Regions from separate parts of the Homo sapiens genome. Here region 1 is linked to region 2. A link is a loop called in an ENCODE intact Hi-C map of the cell type or tissue named here. Cell type or tissue: CD4-positive, alpha-beta T cell. All regions are shown on one strand. Links, peaks and the distances in the headings refer to the core of each region. The heading gives the core; the rest is flanking DNA.

Evidence for each region. Peaks named below come from ENCODE experiments on the same cell type or tissue, not always from the same donor. Only the 100,000 strongest peaks of a DNase experiment are listed, where the experiment ranks them.
Region 1: it touches region 2 in a loop (3-fold over the local background); 1 of 110 quality-filtered maps calls a loop at or near these places.

What each region holds. Positions count from the first base shown.
Region 1 is chr17:20,115,112-20,118,028 of GRCh38, forward strand. The region is part of intron 3 of SPECC1 (sperm antigen with calponin homology and coiled-coil domains 1); the gene reads left to right. Among named protein-coding and RNA genes, the nearest start is that of SPECC1, 110 kb to the left of the region's middle. In CD4-positive, alpha-beta T cell, for the core only: CTCF peaks have their summits at 1,789 (motif pointing left) and 1,988; a DNase peak (open chromatin) is centred at 1,760.
Region 2 is chr17:19,770,691-19,773,607 of GRCh38, forward strand. ULK2 (unc-51 like autophagy activating kinase 2) reads right to left here. Exons shown (of 27, transcript NM_014683.4): 27 at 140-2,917. Among named protein-coding and RNA genes, the nearest start is that of ALDH3A1, 24 kb to the left of the region's middle. In CD4-positive, alpha-beta T cell, for the core only: no CTCF peak of the experiment used is centred there; a DNase peak (open chromatin) is centred at 1,591; H3K4me3 peaks cover 961 bases; H3K27ac peaks cover 2,269 bases.

The DNA of each region.
Region 1 (2,917 bases), core at 289-2,788, 340 kb after region 2:
ATTAATAAATGATGTAAAGTGTGGAAAAGGAAAAAAAAAGACTGATCCCATGATCAAATATTAATATAAAAATTTGAGATCAGCCGGGCACGGTGGCTCACACCTGTAATCCCAGCACTTTGGGAGGCCAAGGTGGGTGGATCATGAGGTCAGGAGATCAAGACTAGCCTGGCCAACATGGTGAAAACCCATCTCTACTAAAAATACAAACATTAGCTGGGCGCGGTGGCGGGTGCCTGTAATCCCAGCTACTCAGGAGGCTGAGGCAGGAGAATCACTTGAACCCGGGAGGTGGAGGTTGCAGTGAGCCGAGATCGTGCAACTACACTCCAGCCTGAGTGACAAAGCAAGACTGTCTCAAATAAATAAATAAATAAATAAATAAAAATAAAAAAAATTGGAGATCAAAATATTAGTGCATAGGATTCAACAATAAATTAAAAGAACAGTAGTGTACATCACAACTAAGTGAATTTATGCCACCCAAGAATGGATGAATATTAAGAAATTTTGGAATATAATCTATCATACCATATTAACAGGCCAAAGAAGAAAAACTGTAGTTATCTCTATAGATACAGAACATACATGTGACACAATTAACAATCTTTCTAACAACAAACTCTTGATAGACTATACATGTGCAGAGACTTCTTTAATGATGTGTATGTGTCACAAACAAAAGCCAGCGATTCCCATTAAAGTCAAAGATAATTCAAGGTTGCTTACTATCACCAGTCATCTAAAATTTTCGGTAGATACTAACCAAGGCAGTAAGATAAGAGAGATGTAGAAGTACATAAATATTGGAAATGAGGGAACAAAATGATGATTGTAATCAGATAATAACATTGTATGCTTTGAATTTCCTGAAAATTGTCTTAGAATTTTCTGAAATTCTATTAGAGACAATAAGAGTTCTGTATGTGGCTAGTTGTAGACTATAATATATCAATAACTTTCTTTTTTATTTATTTTATTTATTTATTTTTTTGAGATGGAGTCTCGGTCTGTCGCCCAGGCTGGAGTGCAGTGGCGCGATCTTGGCTCACGGCAAGCTCCGCCTCCCAGTTTCACGCCATTCTCCTGCCTCAGCCTCCCGAGTAGCTTGGGACTACAGGTGCCCGCCACCACGCCCAGCTAATTTTTTGTATTTTTAGTAGAGATGGGGTTTCACCATGTTAGCCAGGATGGTCTCGATCTCCTGACCTCGTGATCCACCCACCTTGGCCTCCCAAAGTGCTGGAATTACAGGCATGAGCCACCATGACCGGCCATCAGTAGCTTTCTTACCAGTGACTAGAAAAGATAATAATGTAAGAAACAGTTCTATTTATAAAGGAATGAAAGGGCAAAATATTTAGAAATAGTGTGAGCATCTATAAAAAAAATCTTAAAACTCTTTTGAAGGAGAAGTCTTATGTCCTTCAAAGAAGACATAAATAAGTGAAAGCATATATGTGATTCTTAGGAAGATTAAATAGAATTAAGATTAAACTTAGTACAAGATATAAAATGTAATAAGGATGTCTGAATTATTCTAAGAATTCCTTTTCATCTTGATTCAGTGGGAATTTGGGAGTGGAAACCTGAATAAAATAACTGGAATTTATCTAAAACCCGTTGTTCTCAATGGGGGACGATTTTGTCCCCCAGTTCCAACCCAGGGAACAATTGGCAGTGTCTGGAGACTTTTTTTTTTTTTTTTTTTTTTTTTTTTTTGGCTGTCATGACTCGGGGCTGCTACTGCCATCTAGTGGGTAGAAGCCAGAGATACTAAACATCCTAGGATGCGCAGGACCGTCCCTGCAGTGGAGAGTGTCCTGCCCAAAAATGTCAACAGTACTGCTGCTGAGAAATCCTGACCTAGCAGAATAAATATTCTAGAGTAACCAGGAAAATTCTGACAATACTAATCAGGGGATTAACCTTAGGCATTCTGGAACTGAAGAGGTGCTAGGCAGCTCAGTGGAACGGTGGACAAAGTGCAGAATACACTGGAAGATTTAGTACAGGGGAAAGGTGGCATTTCATATCACGGTGGATAATTCACTCAAAAATGTGACCGAGTAAGTATTTAGGAAGGAATAAAGCTGGATCCCTATCTCATTCCTCCCATCAAAATAAATTCTAGGAGGATTAAAGATTTAAATATTAAAAAATGAAACTGCAAGACTACAAAGAGAAAGCATCAGAGAATTAATTTGTAGTCTTGGCCTTGGAAGAACCTTTCTAAGTAGGAACAGACACAGAAGCCATAAAGGAAAAGATGAAAAATGTACTTACATAAATATAAGAAACTTCTTTGCAAAAAGAAGAAATTATTTGCAATACATGTAACAAAATGCTTATTTACAAAGAGTTTATACAAATCAATAAGAAAAAGAAAAATAGGCCAGATGTGGTGGCTCATGCCTATAATCCCAGCAATTTGGGAGGCCAAAGTGGGAGGATTGCTTGAGCCCAGGAGTTGAAGACCAGCCTGGGCAACATAGTGAGACCTCATCTCTACAAAAATAAATAAATAAAAATTAGCTGGGTGCGTGCCTGTAGTCCCAGCTGCTTGGGAGGCTGAGGTGGGATGATTGTCTCAAAAAAAAAAAAAAAAAAGAAAAGGAAAAATAATATAATAGAAATATATATAGCGCCCATGAAAAATACAGATGGCTAGTGGAAAGATACTAAGCCTTACTTAAGAAATGTAAAGCAAGGCTGGGTGCGGTGGCTCAACGCCTGTAATCCTAGCACCTTGGGAAGCTGAGGCGGGCTGATTGCTTGAGCCCAGGAGTTCGAGACCAATCTGGGCAAAATGGTGAAACCCTGTCTGTACAAAAAATACAAAAATTAGCCAAGCATGGAAGCGTGCACCTGTAGTCCCAGCTAGTTGGGAGACAGAGGTGGGAGGATCACTTGAACC
Region 2 (2,917 bases), core at 317-2,816:
AGGCGGCAGGGCCTATGGCAGGGGAGGGTCCTCTGGGCACATCTAGACTTGAGAGTCCTCCCACTTCCCACTGAAACAATTCCCTGCTGCTCAATCTCACTGCCATATGCAAAAACAAGCAAACAGGAACACTTAAAAGTGGGTCGATCAAATGCTTGAGTTTATTAACATGTCTCCCAAGTCTTTTTTACTGGGAGTTTCAGGGTGGTCTCTGAAATCCATTGCTGTTGAGCTCCAACTCCAGGCCCCATGGGGTTGCACCAAGCTGCTCAACCTCACCTGTTTCTTGAAATTTTGCTGCCTTCCACTAGGCAGATGGGTCCAGCAGGAGACATTGGAGCACCAAATGGAAAAGCTCTTCCTTCCTTCCCCTCTTCCTGTACATCAGAAAGAATGCATTAGAAACTCAAGGAGTGAGCATTTGGGCTTCCTAAGGGTGAGACAGTGTGGGGCTCCTGTGGGGAGATGGGTACTCCTGTACCCAGTGTGGCCTCCTGCTCCCACCGCTTTCCAGCTGTGGGGCTTTTCCTTGTGGAAATTACTGTCCAAGTTTGATTTTTCCATCTGTAAAAGGAGGCAAGTAAGGGTTGGTATGAGGATCAAATGAATTAACAATTATCAGACTGACACAAACATTCCACTTAAACAGCCAAATTGACTTAAAAGGGCAACATAGATGTCTGAAGCCAGACTGCCTGGTGGGCAAGCTGGAGAAAGCAACTTCTATGCAAGAACTGTGTCCTTTCAGAAGCTCCAGCCAGAGCGTACGTGGTTGGAGAGAGCCCTGAAGACAGGCCTTGCCCCACACAAACACAGAACAAATTGTTCTCCACCCCCTCCCAAAACAAAACAAAAGCAGTGAAGAGCCACAGAGTGATGACCACTACAACGGATACAGGATTGCTGAGCCCTTCCACGTGCCAGGGGCTGGGCAAAGAATTTCATATTCATTAACTTATTTCTCACCTCAACTCTGTGAGACATGCACTCTTCCCCCACTGACAGATTCGGAGGAGGGGAGGAACTTGCCAAAGAACACACAACTGCACATGGTGGAGCTGGAATTTGAGACCAAGTGGACCACTAAGCTACCTGCCAAATTGAGTTGCAGAAACCCCAAAGGAGGCATAGAACACGGTTTCCAATAAACAAGAGCTCATGTGGGCACTTCCTAATGACAGAAGCTAACTGTCCAAGAGCACGACTGTCTTGGGACAGGAGATCATGCTGCAGAGCCCAGGGAGGTCCGCCCTGCGCAGAGAGGGAGTGCAGACCTAAAGAGAGCCACACTCTGTGAAAAGTGGAAAAACCTACAGATTGATCCCACCTGTTCAGAGCAACAGGCACGGCTTCACTCGGGACCACATGTGCCCAGGGGCTCCACAGGGCTGGGTCCTGGCTCTGGCCATCTCTGCACAGCCTCTGCTGGGCCACTCTGTGAGAGGTCACGCTGGCAGCAAGATCTCAGCCTCTGCTCCTTTCCCTAGTACAGTTTGATCTCTGAATTCACTTTGATCTTTTACCAGTTCGGCTTCACCTCTTGCACCAAAGCTGTGATTTCTCAGGGCAAGTTGTCAGCTTTCCCGTATGCAGTGTTTTTCTAGGTGGATTGTTTCTGATGTGGTTTCCTCTGATGCAGGTGAGGGAAGTATCATCTTGACTCCTCCACCAATAAAATTATTCTCACAGGGCTTTACTAAACATGAGACTTGGGAGGGACCCAAGAGCTTGCTTGGCTGCAGATTCAAGGGTCCAGGACTCAGAAAAAAGTGGTCTGAGGCCGTCTAGAAATAGGCACAGATACTTCCAGGATGCATGTAACAATACCAAGTTCTCTGAGCAGTAGCTACTGCCTGCCAAATAATCCTCCTTGAGAAATACTGATCAATCTTGCTTTATTCCAGAAAGAATTTAAGACTGCTTATAGAAAATACGAGGGAGCATAGTTTAAAAAGTGTGAAGTCCTCCTCCAAAACATGTGCTAACCACTAATATCAACATTAAGGATAGCCCGGGCGCGGTGGCTCACGCCTGTAATCCCAGCACTTTGGGAGGCCGAGGCGGGCGGATCACGAGGTCAGGAGATCGAGACCATCCTAACACGGTGAAACCCTGCCTCTACTAAAAAATACAAAAAATCAGCCGGGCGTGGTGGCAGGCGCCTGTAGTCCCAGCTACTCGGGAGGCTGAGGCGGGAGAATGGCATGAACCCCGGAGGCGGAGCTTGCAGTGAGCCAAGATTGTGCCACTGCACTCCAGCCTGGGTGACAGAGCAAGACTGTCTCAAAAAAAAAAACCAAAAAACAAAAACATTAAGGATTTTGGCCGGGCACGGTGGCTCATGCCTGTAATCCCAGCACTTGGGGAGGCTGAGGCTGGTGTTCAAGACCAGCCTGACCAACATGGTGAAACCCCATCTCCACTAAAAATACGAAAAATAGCTGAGCGTGGTGGCGCATGTCTGTAATCCTAGCTACCTGGGAGGCTGAGGAAGAAGAATCACTTGAACCTGGGAGGCAGAGGTTGCAGTGAGCCAAGATTGCGCCAATGCACTCCAGCCTGGGCAACAGGGTGACTCTGTCTCAAAACAAGCCAACAAAAAAATAATAAGGATTCTTCAGATATCTGAGTCCAGGTCCTCATGTCCACTGTGTCTAACTCAACTTATTACTGTGCAGACTGAGGCAATCCAGCCCTAAAAATCCTCTCCTCTCAAGCTCCTGGACGGGACTCTAGTGAGGGCAGAACTGCTGGGCTGGTAATTCCTCTTGGTGGAGACAAAGGAACATGGGACTACGGGCAATAAGTTACTTATCAGTCTTCACTAGAGGTTGTTTCTCTCAACTAAAGTTATCAAAATTGGGTGTTGTAATTTTTAACTTGATATTCCCAGACAAGTGCCAGGAGAGAAGCTGTT